Regions from separate parts of the Homo sapiens genome. Here region 2 is linked to region 1. A link is an interaction called in ENCODE POLR2A ChIA-PET data of the cell type or tissue named here. Cell type or tissue: OCI-LY7. All regions are shown on one strand. Links, peaks and the distances in the headings refer to the core of each region. The heading gives the core; the rest is flanking DNA.

Region 1 (8,487 bases), core at 488-8,487:
AATAAAAACACGGACACAGCTGAGAAGAAAAGACATTTCAATCAAGATATTTTCTTTTTGGCTTTTCTACAGAGGAAAGCAGTTGTAAGGCATGACCACTACAGTCTAAGCCGACTCTGGCTCCCAGGCAGTCAATCCAGAGCAATGGGAAGCCCAGCCCAGCAGATGGCAGCAGGGAAAGTTAAGCCCTGCTTCTGCTCTTGCATGTCCCTATGTTAAAAGTGGGAGTATATCAGGAATTAAACTTAACACCTAGACTGAACCTAACACTCCTAACGCTGTAATAAGTGTTACAGAATTTTTAAGAACTATCCTTGTTGGCCGGGCATGGTGGCCCACGCCTGTAATCCTAGCACTTTGGGAGGCCGAGGCGGGAGAATTATCTGAGGTCAGGAGTTCAAGACCAGCCTGGCCAACATGGTGAAACCCCGTCTCTACTAAAAATACAAAAATGAGCTGAGCATGGTGGCGTGCACCTGTAGTCCCAGATACTCGGGAGGCTAAGGCACAAGAATTGCTTGAACTGAGAGGCAGAGAGATCACACTACTGCACACCAGCCTGGGCGACAGAGTGAGACTCCATCTCAAAAAAAAAAAAAAAAAAAAAATCCTTGTTGGCTGGGCGTGGCGGCTTATGCCTATAATCTCAGCACTTTGGGAGGCCGAGGTGGGCGGATCACTTGAGCTCAGGAGTTTGAGACCAGTCTGGGCGACATGGTGAAATCCCATCTCTATAAAAAATACAAAAATTAGCCAGGCATAGTGGCATGCGCCTTTAGTCTCAGCCACTTTGGAGGCTGAGGAGGGAGGATTGCAACCCTGGAGTTGCAGTTAGCAGAGATTGCACCACTGCACTACAGCCTGGGCCACAGAGTGAGACCTTGTCTCCAATTAAAAAAAAAAAATAGCTGGGCATGGTGGCTCACACCTGTAATCCTAGCACTTTGGGAGGCCAAGGTGGGTGGATTGCCTGAGCTCAGGAGTTCGAGACCAGCCTGGGCAACACGGTGAAACCCCATCTCTACTAAAATACAAAAAATTAGCTGGGCGTGGTGGCGCATGCCTGTAATCCCAGCTACTCGGGAGGCTGAGACAGAAGAATCACTTGAACCTGGGAGGCAGAGCTTGCAGTGAGCTAGATCGCACCACTGCACTCTAGCCTGAGTGACAGAGTGAGACTCCATGTCAAAAAAAAAAAAAATCCTTGCCTACCTAAGAGATGATAACAAAGAAAAACAAGAGATACACACAAAACAATTCAGAGTGGTAGGAGGCAGGGAAAAAAAAATCAGCAACATGAACCAATAAAGAAATAATAACAAAAATCTTACCAAAAGTGATCCCAAGTTTTGTTGGTCACTAGATTCCCTGTCCAGCTATGAGATATTTCATGTGCAATGACCTAAAGAAAACAGTGTGATTAATAGTAAGACTGATTATCTTAACCTAAAATAACCCATTCTACTGTAAACACTCCATGTTATTCAATTTTTAAAAAATATTAGCTGAGATATTCAGGGAGTTACTCAGTTCAGCAAAATCTTTAATTTAACCAAAGACATACACACACACACAAATATGGCATAAAGTAATTAGAAAACAAAAATTACTTAGAAAATATTAAATAGATATATCACTGCATTAAAAATATTTCATAAATATATGAAGAGATCAAACCATAAAATTTCCTTAAATCTATTACATCTAATTGTTAATAATGTGAGAAGAGTCCCCAAATTGTCCATTATAACCATATCTTTAACATAAAAATACAAGGGATATTTTAAAATCAGTTGACGTAATACTTCTTGAAGGTAAGGCCATAATGAAAAAGTTTAACTTACATTGGAGAGTGACTTGTCGCCTGCCTACAAAAAAAGAAAATTACCTTAGTATTTTAGTAATCGAATTACAGACTATCTAAAAGACTGCCTACCTAAATACTTAGCATACTGGCACTGGTGATCCACTGTATTTCTACTACAGCACTTCAAAGAAGGTAAAAGAGACCTTAATTGAAAAAACAAAAAAAATACAGAACTAAAAATTAGCATCATTCTTTCTTGCCCTAATTCTAGGGAATTTTTGCAATACAATGAAAGCCAGTCTATTTGTGTCTAACTTCCATGAAACATTTCTTCTACTTCCATTTTTATATCTGCTCTTATTTACCCATCACTTTCTTTCTCTCCTATTACCCAAAATATATTTAATAAAACTTTAGAGTGTCCTATGTGTCCTGTGCTGTATTTTATTTATTTTATTGCTAATCCATCACTCATTTTGGTTCTAAGAAGAATTTAAAGTAGCTCACAGGCATATTAAACATAGCAGCGTTCTATGGCCCTAATCCTTTCCTGTACATGGTGTACTGATTTTTTTTTTAATTGTACCTACACACCAAGTGTAATTGGTATAGTCTGATTGTCTGGATACATAATTTATCAATGAATTGTTGTTACACAGCACCCCCATGCCCAACTCCCCAAATACCGTGAACATAATATTCTCCTTCTCCAAATGGCCTGATTATTTTCCTTTCAAAAACAAGATGGAGGCCTGGTGGGGTGGTTCATGCCTGTAATCCCAGCACTTTGGGAGGCCAAGGCAGGTGGATCACGAGGTCAGAGGATCGAGACTACCCTGGCCAATATAGTGAAACCCCATCTCTACTAAAATTACAAAAATTAGCTGGGCATGGTGGTGTGCACCTATAGTCCCAGCTACTCAAGAGGCTGAGGCAGGAGAATCGCTTGAACCCGGGGGCAGAGGTTGCAGTGAGCTGAGATTGTGCCACTGCACTCCAACCTGGGCAACAGAGCAAGCCTGTGTCTCAAAAAACAACAAAAAAAAAATGAGATTGTGATAACCACAATAAACAATAAAATTAGAAACAAAGGTTACACGAACAAGAGAAAAGATTTTTATACATATATACATTATTAGGACTCTAAGGTTCTTTACATATATATACATATTATTAGGACTCCTAAGGTTCTTAAGTTTATTTTTGAAACGTCAATTTCAAATGAAGAAACATTTACACTTACCAGTAGAGTAGGAGTTACAAAAGTAAGGCAAGGATTCTCCATGCCACCATAAGGGAAGGATGGTGGCAGGACCAATAGGTCATACTGTCCCCATACATACGGTCCTCCCAGATCTTCTGCTATTTTAAGCATAGATTCAGTCTGAAAAATCAACATATATATGTCTGTATGCCTTAATTATCACCATTGTACATTTCTTAAAATTGTATATTGCTTTCTATGAAGGTTACAAGTTAATGATTTTTATGTTAAATGAAAATGATAAAAAGAATGTAGCAACTACACATCTACATAAAAGACAATCTGGTTCTTTCCCCGTATCACTTAAAACCATCACATTTCACACTCAAAATCTTCAATCTACTGTCTATCACAATGATTACAAAGGATAACTAAATGACCAACCTCAGAAAACTCATAAGCAGACTTTTCCACCTGCTCTTTCTCAGACCACACCAAAGTTCTTGGGCCAATTTGCCTGCAAGATTAAAAAGCTTAATAAAAAAGAAATTCATGGCAAATGATTCATCTGGTTCTAAAAAGTAGTTAATGTCTTGTAGACAAACCTTTACAGTGAGAGTGCATTTACCATGTGCCTATGGGAAAGGGATGAGGTTACATGGCGTGAGCTGCAAACCTGCTGTTGTATATGCAGCAATAGATATGCAGCTCTCTAAGGAGGTACAGGCTGGGCCAAAGGAAAAAAACCAAGACATAAGGTGTCCCCAATTAGTTTATTGCCTCTTGTAAGACCTCTTGAGGGTCTCATTTCATCCCTCAATTTCACAACTATAGAAACCCAGTCACAACTCATAAGAAACTATTTTTTTTTTTTTTTTTTTTTTTTGAGACGGAGTCTCGCTCTGTCACCCAGGCTGGAGTGCAGTGGCACGATCTTGGCTCACTGCAAGCTCCACCTCCCAGGTTCACACCATTCTCCTGCCTCAGCCTCCCTAGTAGCTGGGACTACAGGTGCCCGCCACCACGCCCAGCTAATTTTTTCTTTTTTTTGTATTTTTAGTAGAGACAGGGTTTCACTGTGTTAGCCAGGATGGTCTCAATTCCCTGACCTCATGATCCGCCTGCCTCGGCCACCCAAATTGCTGGGATTACAGGCGTGAGCCACCACGCCCAGCGTTTTTTTTTTTTTTTTTTTTAAATATACAGGGTCTCATTCTGTTGCCCAGGCTGAGTACAGAGGGGCCATCACAGCTCACTGCAGCCTCCACCTCCTGGGCTCAAGCAATACTCCCACCTCAGCCTTCTGAGTAGCTGGGACTACAGGCATACACTACCATGCCCGATTAATTTTTTATTTTTTTGTAGAGACATGATCTCACTTATGTTGCCCGGCCTGGTCTTGAACTCCTGGGCTCAAGCGATCCTCCCACTTTGGCCTCCCAAAGTGACGGGATTACAGGCATGAGCCACAGAGCCCAGCCTGTAAGACTATTCTAGAACAGGAATGGGTATAAACTTTGTCATGCACTTAAAGGTTGAATACTCTTATATAAGAAGAAACAAATAGAAAATGAAGGAAATCCTGTCAGATGCTATAACGTGGATAAACCTTAAGGGCATTATGACACCTTGAATGAAATAAGCCAGACACAAAGAGATAAAATCATACTGTATGATTCTACTTATGTGAGGTATCTAAAGTAATCAAATTCATAGGAACAGAAAATAGAATGGGTGTTACCAAGGACTGGGCGGTGGGGGAAAGAGGAGCTATTGTTTAATTGGTGCAGAGTTTCAGTTCTGCAAAATGAAAAATTTCTGAAGATCTGTTTCACAACAATGTGGATATACTTAACACTACTGAACCGCACACTTAAAAACAGTTAAGTGTGCTTAAAACTAAGAATGAACAAAAAATTAAGAAGGAAGGGCACTTTATTTGTAAAATATTGATAAAATATCTTACATTTCTGTAATATTTGTAGGCTTCCAAGTTCTTTAATATATTTTATCTCATTTGTTTCACATAACCACCCTATGAGGTAGAAAGTCAGACATTATAATTTCAAGGATAAGGAAACAGAGATTGAGAGTGACTTGTTCAAGCTTACATGAGAATCCAGATCTCTAAAGGTAAGAGCATGCTCATTTTACAATACTTGAAAAAATAAGGGGTAACTGGTCAAGATTTTTAAATGTAAAATTAATTTGTTGCCTACATTTTAGATTTGAATTTTTCTAGAGCTGTCAGCTTGATATCTTGAGAAATATGCAAATGATTGACCAATTAACCTTGAGAGAAGTTCAAGATGCCTAAGTTTTGATCTTTCCACAAACCTGAAAATTTTTCCAAAAGCTCACCTGCTTTCTAAAGCTCCAACAACTAAAGCAATCAGGTAGCAGGGTATTGGAACCTAAAGAGGGCAAACAAACGCACACCACGTGCTTGCATTAGTGTTCACAAATGTTACACAGTAAGACAATTCATATTTAAAAGTAAGTAAATTCCCTTTCAAATCTCCTAATATTAGTAGGGATAACTTTGCTTTTATACTTCTCAAATAGTTCTCATCTTTAACATATAGCTTAAAATTGTGATATAAAACATTGTTCAAAACATCTATTTGCCTTTTATTCTGCTAGGAACAAAAGCTTCTCACACATGAAAAACAAGATCACACATACTATTAAAAGGTGCATTTTGAGCATTTCTCAAAAAGTAACCTACAGGAAGCGCATTTCCCATATGTTTGCCTTTTTCCTCCTGACTTTTAAAAGGTTTTGGTTTTCTTTTTTTATTCCTTTATGTTTCAAAGCACTATTGGCATGTTGTAGAGGCACACAGAGTTACCCGGCAATAAGTAGATGCCAAAGTTATGGGAGCTTGGAACCACAGAAGCTGCAGTGGAAGTCAAATTATCCATTGTGAGGTCAATTAAGAAAACACACACACACACACACACACACACACACACACACTCACGCATGCATACACATTCTGTTCACTGAAGGTCAAAGATACATGTCTAATGACCAGGACTGTAACTGAGTGCTTTTTTGGTCTTGACTCCTCCATTTGTAAACACTCTCAACAGCCACTTGCCCACACTGTAGTACCAGGGCAGGTGAATGCGTAAGAACTCAAAAGAACAGGAAGCCAGCCCCTGAACTGGAGTGAGGGAAAATGAAAACAGGTATGCTCCCTATTCTGTCTCTACAGCAAACCCTCTCTTCAATACAACACTCTGTAAGTAGAACAAAACCCTTTAAAAGCACAAAAGAAAAAAAAATGAAGAAAACAAAAACCAAAAGCTGTTCTCAAAATTCTGAAATATTTCAAAAGTAATTTTGCCCTCTGGATGTGTACAAGCTAACTGTAGTTTACCGCCAATGAAAACAAAAATCTAGACCCTAGGATCTTACTTTTTGGATGAATTTGTATATTTTCCTGCTTGGGTCTTCTGGGTCAGGTGTTTCTCCATCACGAATAGCACTCATAAGTGCCACCAGTTCTTTAGGGACAGACACCTAATCAAGGAGAAAAATCATTTCTAGTCATAAATAAAAGCTTCTATGTGTCTTAAACCATATATGTAAAATAACCTTTTCTTCCCATTCTTGACTATCTAATAAACAGACTATGAACACAAAAAGTATATACATATACAAAAAGTATATATATACACACACATATATATGAACACAACGTGTATAGATGTGTATATATATGCACACATATATATGTGTATATATATAAAACACATATACAAAAAGTATATATATACACATATACATATCAGTTTTGTAAATAAAATTAGCAATATGGGAAACTGGCTTCTTTAAAAGTGAATGTGAAATTTCTATCCATTCACCCATGCACATTAAGAGCAGAGTTTTGGTAGAAACTGGATTAAAATCCCAGCTCTGCCACCTAATAACTAACTGCACAAACTTGGGCAAATAAATATAACCCCCGAGCCTCAGTTTCCCCATCAAGTAAGTGTAAAACTTCAAAGGCTTGCTGCAAGGAATAAATAATATAAGTGAAGAGCCCAGCACCATCCCTGGCAATGGCAGCCACCATCCCTGCTCCCGCTACACTCACAAAACAGATTCAAAAGGACGTTATATACTCACTGTAGGACAGAATGGTTTTGAACAATTTTGTTTTGAAAACACACACTTGGAGTTACAAATAGAGGAACATTTTAAAAGTAGTAACTGTGAAAAACTAAAATTTATTGCTAAAAACTGTCAAATAATTTTCTCTGGAAATCCATACGGAAAAGACCCTTATGCGGCAAACCATATAGTCATTTAACTGTGTATCCTAGCTCCATGATTCTGAAAGTTTGATTTCTGATGAATGCCAGAATAAAGGACTCCCCCAAGTATTAATGATCAAACAAGAATATATTCCAGTAGGGGCTAGACTTTCATGTTCTTCTTGCATGGCTCAGGACCCAAAGCTGTGACTGAGGCAGGCACAGAATTAGAAGTTCCTGAACCAGTGCTACAACAATTGTAGATTCTAAAGCACAAAACTATTCAGGAAATAATTCGGTTCAGCCACCTCCCTTCATTTAGGTGGTGATACGTTATATATATGTGCCAGCTGAGGTTGCGAGGTCATAAAACTTGTTCAAGTGTCACATCATTATTTATTTATTTTTTTAGAAATGGGGTCTCGCTATGTCGCCCAGGCTGGCCTTGAACTTCTGAGTTCAAGTGATCTTCCCACCTCAGCCTCCCAAGTAGTTGGGACTTCACGCAGTTATTAAGTGGTGGAGAAGAGCCAGAGCCCTGGGATTCTTTGCCTCCAAGTATAATATATCACTGCACTATCCTAGATGTAATTTGGTTGTGGGATGATTTGGGAAGCAAGAAGGCCCCATAAATATGGGTTGGTCCTCATTCTATTTGCTTGGTCTAAGTAGGTCTAGCCTCCGGGATAGTGATTATTTAGTAATTACAGTCCGCCTTTTCCAAAAAGGATTAGCAGTACCTACCAAGGGAATAAGTTGGAATTGCATACAGACAAGTCTGGAATATATGCCCACTAGGCTTATATGGCTACAGAATGCATTTATAGAAACTTAAATCATGCAAATGTCAATTTTTAAAAGTTAAGTAAAAATTGTTCCTAAGTTCTTATTTCTAGATCCAGGATTCTGAATTTCTTCTTTTTGTTTGTTTGTTTTTTTGTTTTTTGGGTTTTTTTTTTGAGACGGAGTCTGGCTCTGTCGCCCAGGCTGGAGTGCAGTGGTGCCATCTCAGCTCACTCCAAGCTCTGCCTCCTGGGTTCATGCCATTCTCCTGCCTCAGCCTGCCGAGTAGCTGGGACTACAGGTGCCCGCCACCATGCCCGGCTAATTTTTTGTGTTTTTTTTAGTACAGATGGGGTTTCACCATGTTAGCCAGGATGGTCTCGATCTCCTGACCTCGTGATCCACCCATCTCGGCCTCCCAAAGTGCT
Region 2 (8,278 bases), core at 279-8,278, 390 kb after region 1:
AAGACTAGGGATGGCGCAGACTTTAAGGTCATCTTAGCCAACAGCTGTCCCGATGTCATCAGAACCTGGTTCCTCTCCTTTCAGTTCTGCTTTTGGTGGCCTTGGCTCTCCACCCATTAGGTCAAAAGATGTCTGTAATATTTATAGCTCTAAGCTTCTAGGTTCAAGTCCCAAAGGAAAAAGGGAGTAACATCTTTAGTAGCACAAATATTAGCTTTATTTAGCTCAGCTTAAATCACTGACTGTCACTGTGGCCAAGGCAGATGAGTGATTGGCTAGGGCCTGGACATATGCTTAACCCCAAAGACAGGGTGGAGTCTGCCTCAGCTGAATCACATGTGCTGAGAGTATGGGAAGGGCGGTCCTCCCAAAACAAGAAACAGGTGCTTTTACCATAACTAGGGTGGTGGATGCGGGGCACCCACTTAATTAAAATGCAGGAAGCCAGGGATGAGTGGGCTTTATCACTAGCCAGATTCAGGAAGATTGTCTTTCATCTGGGCTTCTGTCTATGTGCCAACCTCATTCTTTATAAGTTCACTGACAGCTCTGAGATCACACCTTCACAGTTCCTAATCCAAGGGGAAGGAGGTCCATTTAGAAAATTCCAAGGAAAGACTCTGATTGGCCTGCATCATACTAATCAGAAGGGTCCCACCAGACTACATGGAATGGGGAAGACGCAGTTGTCCAAAGGAGTGGAGGGTGCTTCTAGCAGAAGTAACAGGTGTGGGGTGGAATGCACGACGGTCAGAAACCACTGGTGTCCACTATACATGGGTAAATGCCAAGGGCATAATCAGAAATTGAAAATCAGAGAGGGCCGGGCGTAGTGGCTCATGCCTGTAATCCCAGCACTTTGGGAGGCTGAGATGGGCAGATCATTTGAGGTCAGGAGTTCGAAACCAGCCTGGCCAACATGGTGAAACCCTGTCTCTACTAAAAATACAAAAATTAGCCTGGCATGGTGGTGGGCGCCTGTAATCCCAGCTTTTTGGGAGGCTGAGGCAGGAGAATTGCTTGAACCCGGGAGACAGAGGTTGCAGTGAGCTGAGATCACACCACTGCACTCCACCATGGGAGGCAAAGCGAGACTCCGTCTCAAAAAAAAAAAAGAGAAAAAAAGAAAATTAGAGAAAGTATAAATTTTGACAAGTATAGGAGGGCAAAACAAAAAAAGGGACAAGTGAAGGGATAAACAAGTTGATACTGTAGGATACTACTCAGCAATAAAAAGGAATGAATTACTGATACATCCAACAACATGGATGAATCCCAAAATAATTACGCTGAGCGAAAGAAGTCAGACCAAATAAAGAGCACACACTGTATGGTTACATTGTTATAAAACTATAGAAAATGCAAAATATAGTGACAAAAAGCAGATCAGTGGTTGCCTGTGTCTGAAGAAGGGAAGGATTACCAAGGCGCATGACACTTGTGGAGGATGACAAATGTGTTCTCTTTTTTAAATCATTGTGGTGATGGCTTTATGGGTGTACACTTATCAAACTGGACACTTTAAAGATGTGCAGTTTATTGCATGTTAATCTTTCGGTTAAAAACAGAAAGAGAATGGGATCCAAAACACTGTGCTGTTTAATGGCCATTTGAAACCACTGTATTATCTGACCTGTCTGTACAAGCCTGAATTTTTCAAAACACACTGTTAAAAATGTGGGCTTTCTGTAAGTATATCTATATAGAAGTCACATCGCTTAACCCATAGTTGGTTTCTAGCCTCAGGGTCAAAGAAGAGGTTAATATAAGCTATAAGTATACTTTAAAAATACTTCTTTTTTCTTTTTTTTGAGATGGAGTCTTGCTCTGTCGCCAGGCTGGAGTATAGTGGCATGATCTTGGCTCACCACAACCTCCATCTCCGGGGTTCAAGTGATTCTCCTGCTTCAGCCTCCCAATTAGCTGGGATTACAGGCACGTGCCACCACACCCAGCTAATTTTTGTATTTTTAGTAGAGAGGGGGTTTCACCATGTTGGCCAGGATGGTCTCGATCTCTTGACCTCGTGATCTGCCTGCCTTGGCCTCCCAAAGTCTGGAATTATAGGCGTGAGCCACTGCGCGCCCAGCCAAAATATTTTTTTTGACATTTTATCTCTGTAGTGCAAGAGTGTAGCAGTGGGCAACAGTGAGTGAGGCGTGCCTGAAACCTACTTAACTCTATGTAAAATATTGACCTGGTAAATCCAGGATATCCTGTTAAAGCAGACTGTAATATGCAATAAATGTCAGTTCCCTTCTCCCTCTACTTCCTCAATGTGGAAATAATCTGAAAAGTTTGAGATATTGTTCCATCTCATGTGTGTATTTAATGTAAATTTGCCTCTTTTTATATTCCTAGTCTGAACTGTAGATCATCTGTGCAATTAAAGGTGCTTTCCTTCTAGGCAGGGAGAAAATTGCCATTAGGTAGGATATCTTATTTCTTTGGGCACCCTGATACTCAAAGTCATTAGATAAATCACAATTAAAATTGTTTTCTTGAGCTCATAACAATTACTCATCCTTAAATTCTAGTTTGATTGGAAGGCATCAGAAGTGCTGATGCCTTCTGCAAATGCAAAGACATTTCCAAAGACCACTTGTGTTGTTTACAAGATCATTTTCTTATAGTGTTAAGAAAAAACACTTAGTAATGTAATCTGTTTAAAAAGATTTTTGAAGAATCGTGGTGTGTAATGAAAAAATAAAAAATAAGATAAAATAAAATAAAAAGTTATTTTACATGTTGGGATCATTCACATCATTTTAAATGAACCCACTGATAAGGTAGTCAGTGCCTGTCTGTGCATCATGCTTTATTCCTTTACTACTTTCTATCAACTGCTAGGCATGATGGAATAAAATATTTCAGGCCTTTTTTATTTCACATAAATGTTCTAAAAAATTTTAGCATGATGCAGCAGAATATAGAATTCAAAGTGGGACAGGTGTTGTGGTTCATGCCTGTAATCCTAGCACTTTGGGAGGCCAAGGTGGTAGGATCGCTTGAGGCCAGAAGTTCCAGACTACCCTGGGTAACATGCCAAGACCTGGTCTCTAAAAAAGAAAAAAAATTAGCCTGATGCAGTGGCTTGCACCCGTAGTCCCAGCTACTCAGGACATTGAGGCGGGAGGATCACTTGAGCTCAGGAGTTCAAGATTACCATGAGCTATGATTGTGTCACTGCACTCCAGCCTGGACAGCAGAGTGAGATTCTGTCTCTAAAAAAAAAAAAAAAAAATAGTGAAAGGAACCTGAGCCTGGGTTTAGATCTGGGCTCCACCATTAATTGTAAGATATTGAGAAAGATAGTTAATCTTCCTGAGCTTCAGTTCCTTCATATGTAAAATGTTTGTATCTCATAGGGCCTTTCATGAGGATTCAACATGACACCAAATATAAAAGTGCCCACCAATAATTGGCACTTTACAGGCAATGAGTAAACGTTAGTGTTCTTCCTTCCACTCCCGCACACCATGACTGCAAAAGTCATGGAAAAAAATACTTTGAAGAAAATGCATCTAGGAAGGCAGAGTTTATAATGCTCAAAAGAAGTCATCTGTCTTCTATGGAGATGCACTACAATATTTAGCAAAAAGTAAAGCAGAAAAAGAAACATTTTTTGCTTGAAGATTTGCAGCCCCATTTAGGCCAAAAAAAAAAATCTATGTTTATTTCTTAGTGTATTATTCATCATAAGTATTACCTAACATTCGGAATATGAAGGGTCAGTAATAGCTACTGTGAACAAAATACATGTCGTTTGTGATCTGAAAAGATTCTCCTGTAAGGGGACCAAAGCACCTGAACCACAGATTCTTATTTACCTGCTTTCTATAACCTGTATTTACAAGTACAGCTATAAATCTAAATTTATTTTATCGGAGGAACTCAAACAATTTTAGGATTGGAAACTAGAAGTTATCTAACTGTCATATATACTTTTTTTGAGACAGAGTCTTGCTCTGTTGCCCAGGCTGGAGTGCGGTGGTGAATCTCAGCTCACTGCAACCTCCGCCTCCTGTGTTCAAGCTATTCTCCTGCCTCAGCCTCCCAAGTAGCTGAGACCATAGGTGTGCGCCACCAAGCCCAGTTAATTTTTGTATTTTTAGTACAGACAGGGTTTCACCATATTGGCGAGGCCGGTCTCGAACTCCTGACCTCAAGTGATCCACCCCCGGCTTGGCCTCCCCAAGTGCTGGGATTACAGGCATGAGCCACCGCACCCGGCCTCATATATACTTTTCAACTACCATTTCCTTCAAGAATTCCTTCAAACAATTTATATTTCATGTCTACAATGAACCAGGCACTGTAAATAATGGAAACATGACACAGGCAATGTCCCAGTCCTCAAAGGGCTTAGTGTCTATCGGGGTGAAGAAGGTCTGGCCATAACTTAAAAAGAGCTAATAGCCTAAGATAAAAGTTTGAATATGCTGCTCAGTAGAAGAGGGGGACTTCTAGCTGGGAGAAGTGGTAGGAGTAGGAAACCAAAGCAGGTTACATTGCTTAAGAGACAAGTTGATGAGCACTTACTGGTGCCTAATTAGGAATCTAGCATTGAGTGCTATAGAGAATGCAGCAGTACCTTAAGTGGCAATCCTTGGCCTCAATGAATGCATAATATGTAGTTTGACCAAATATCTTAGCACAAAGCAGAATTTGGAAGGAAGTCAACCTATTTCTATTCGTTCTATAGCTTCTGACATATTTACTTCAAATGTTAATTGTTTATTAACAGTAAAACTACATGCAAGGTTTTTTATTTGCTTACCTGAGAAACACTGCCTTTCTTTTTGTATCTGATTCCTGCCTTTTGCTGTTTTGCAAACTGAATATCTCAGCTTTTTCCTGCAGGTCACATACTTCCAAATCAGATTGAGACAAGTCTGTATGGTTCACACAAGTGACACCAAGCTAGCAAAATACAACAGGCTCAAACTATGCTGGAATTGAGCCTGAGGGGGACTGATCAGTTTTATTCAAAACAGAGAATGAACTGGAATGAGAAGAAGCTTTAAGTAGACTTTGAAAAGATGATAGAGGAAGAATGGAAGAAAAAGTCATTAGGTTTTTAAGAACTTTCCACTTTTCCCATATAATATAAAATATTAATTTATCTCTTCCCCTTTTATCTTTTTTTGGTAAACACTTTTAAAATCATACATTAGCAACATCATAAAAAAATTTAGAAATGAAAGAAAATTGCCCATAACTTTACAACTCCAACACAGTAACTTGTATCATTTTGGAGTATTTCTTTTTAGCCTTTATTTCATATTCATATATGCTTTAATAGTATACAGGTAGATTTGTATTATGTTCTTCATTTGTCATTATCGTAAATACTTGTTCCTGTTGCTATAGAGTCTGCATGATTATTCTATTTGTTGGCTGCCTAATACTCTGTGACCTGTGTTTTGTGAACCTTCCCTAACTCCCTGCAAAGTCTTTCCCAAAACGTGCCTAGGAGTCATTGGAGTGAAGGGGTGCCACTCTTGTTTGGGGTCCTGCCCAGTCAGCTACCATATAGATCATTTAATTCCCCTTCTCCATTGCTGGGTACCACAATGTTTTCATGCAAGCGGAGTCTGCACATGCTGCTTTGAATGAAGGGTTTTAATTTTTTTCTTTGGTGTTTGCACACATTGGATTTATTTCAGATTACTCCATTTATGTGAATAAACAAAAACGAGGGAAGAAAATTTTTTCTAAGATTTTTTTTCTATATGAAGGAAGTCAATTTCTAATGCATTAAGATGCAGTGTTTACCAAAATTGGGGATGGGGGGGTGTTTATGTGCATTTTTGTGAGAAATCAGATACAGGGATGGCTGCCTCTGCCACCATTTCCCTGGATACTATTAACTTCCCAGATGGGATGTCCATTTTAGTTTATTCTCCCAAACCACCCACCTTGATTTCACCCACTGCTGCTACAAACTAAAGGATTCCTGCTTACAGTGGGGAAATTGGACTGGGAACTAACAAAGGCCGTTGGGATTCCCAGCAGTAGGTACCTGTTTTTCCTAGACTACCTTTAAATTATACTCATTCATGAAAAGAAAGTTTTTGTCCACATGCTGGGCTTAATATGAATTTTTAAAAAATATTTGCTCCTGGGTTCCAACTCTGACTCTGTCACTTATAACCGTGTATTCCTACTTAGCAAGTCACTTAACTTCTTTGATCTCCATTTTCTCATCTGCAGATTGGGATAATACTTTCTGCTTTGCAAAGTGATTGTAAGGAGGCCAGAGGCAATGCTTATATAGTTCTCAGCATCACAGCACCATATTGATATTGATAGCTAATGTTGTTATTTATTGTTCATATACTAACAGCAGATGTAATTCAAATAGCCTACCCCATCTTCGAAATGGCAGACAGGAAATACCAAGAGTCAAAATCTCAACTCTCTTTTGTTGTTTTGATCGGCAATTAAAAAGAAATTCTTGGCTGGGCACGGTGGCTCACACCTATAATCCCAGCACTTTGGGAGGCTGAGGCGGGCAGATCACCTGAGGTCAGGAGTTCGAAACCAGCCTGGCCAACATAGTGAAACCCCATCTCTACAAAAACTGCAAAAAAAATTAGCCAGGCATGGTGGTGCATGCCTGTAATCCCAGCTATTCGGGAGGCTGAGGCAGGAGAATCCCTTGAACCCGGGAGGTGGAGGTTGCAGTGAACCGAGATTTCACCATTGCACTCCAGCCTGGGTGACAAAAGTGAGACTCTATCTCAAAAAAAAAAAAAAAGAAAGAAAGAAAAAAAGAAATTCTTGAACTCAAAAAAAAAAAAAAAATTCAGGCTATGAAAAGATATTTTATTGAATTAAATGTGAAAATGTATGACTTTTTTATACTTGAAAATTAAAAAAGCTTTAAATTAGCTTCCTGTACCTTTTTCTCTTTAAAGCAATGGGTTTATTTCAACATATAGCCCCAAGAACTCACCAAACTGTAGTATAAAGTATTATATCCAGAGTTCAGACAATGGCAAAGTGACACACCAGGAAAAGCCAGAGTTTGGGTTTTGAGAATAGAGACACACCCAGGTAAAGGCTGGTGTTGGTTATTTCAGATGCTTAAATCTGCTATTGGATTTGTAACTGGGACATCTGTCATTAAAGAAGAAAAACAAGCAGGAACAAGATGCGGTAGGTGGCAGATGGATTTTCCAAGCAGCTGGCAGTTAGCACAGGTTTGGACAGGTTGGAAGTCAAGGTTGAGAAAATCTGATAGTCACACATTTGGAACAAAAGACTTCACTTTCACATAATTTTGTTGTTTGTTTTATTGGTTGTTTTTTTGTTTTGTTTTGGTTTGGTTTGGTTTGATTTGTTCTGGTTCCAAATAACTTTCTTATGTCACTATGGGATGCCCCATTGAGGAAATGTAATGGCTACATATATAGTAGTTCATATAGTACATGTCTCTTACGCCTTAGACATAAGATAACTGGATTCAAATTCCAGTCCTAACACTTACTAGCTGTGTCACCTTAGGCAAATGTTTGATGTTCCAGGGGCTTCACTTATTCACTATAAAATAAAGTCGCCATTTATTTATTGAGACAGGGTCTCCATCTGTCTCCCAGGCTGGAGTGCAATGGCATGATAATAGTTCACTGCAGCCTCTGCCTCCCAGGCTCGAGGTATCCTCTTAACCTCTCAGGTAGCTGGTACAACAGGTGCATGCCATCAAGCCCAGCTAATTTTTGTATTTTTTGTAGAGATGGGGTCTCACTGTTTTGCCCAGGCTGGTCTCAAACTCCTGGACTCAAGCAATCCTCCAGCCTTGGCATCCCAAAGTGCTGGGATTATAGGTGTGAGTCATTGTGCCCAGCCTAAAGTGGGTGTTTAAACGAGCAATTCTTAACCCTGTTTATTGGTGGGAGAGGGTCATTCACCTCTTTTGACCTGATCAAAGATAAGAATCACTTTCTCACAAAAATGCACATAAACATCCCGCCTAATTTTGGCACATATTTTATCTTATTGTATTAGAAATTGACTTCTTCACACAGAAAAAAAATCCTATAAAAAATTTTCTTCTCTCATTCTTGTTTATTCACGTAAATGGAGTAATCTAAAATAAATTCAGTGAGCAAATACAAAAGAAAAAAATTAAAATTCTTCCCCCAAAGCAAATTTCAACATAAAGGCTGCCATTACTTGACTTGAGAAGAAATTACAGCATAGTCTTACATGGTAATATGCTTGTCATTTGTGGTAAGTCTATCAATTTTGATAGCAACAAATGTAAGAAAGC

The links. Peaks named below come from ENCODE experiments on the same cell type or tissue, not always from the same donor. Only the 100,000 strongest peaks of a DNase experiment are listed, where the experiment ranks them.
Region 2: POLR2A ChIA-PET joins it to region 1 with 11 read pairs; 3 of 35 experiments call an interaction of 5 or more read pairs at or near these places.

What each region holds. Positions count from the first base shown.
Region 1 is chr12:96,015,713-96,024,199 of GRCh38, forward strand. LTA4H (leukotriene A4 hydrolase) reads right to left here. Exons shown (of 19, transcript NM_000895.3): 5 at 6,435-6,539; 6 at 5,373-5,425; 7 at 3,456-3,528; 8 at 3,051-3,191; 9 at 1,845-1,868; 10 at 1,332-1,402. Among named protein-coding and RNA genes, the nearest start is that of LTA4H, 16 kb to the right of the region's middle. RefSeq lists an enhancer at 6,808-6,977. In OCI-LY7, for the core only: no CTCF peak of the experiment used is centred there; DNase peaks (open chromatin) are centred at 4,789 and 6,089; H3K4me3 peaks cover 2,101 bases; H3K27ac peaks cover 2,566 bases.
Region 2 is chr12:96,407,704-96,415,981 of GRCh38, forward strand. No RefSeq gene overlaps it. Among named protein-coding and RNA genes, the nearest start is that of CDK17, 11 kb to the left of the region's middle. RefSeq lists an enhancer at 1-40. In OCI-LY7, for the core only: no CTCF peak of the experiment used is centred there; no DNase peak of the experiment used is centred there; H3K4me3 peaks cover 556 bases; H3K27ac peaks cover 727 bases.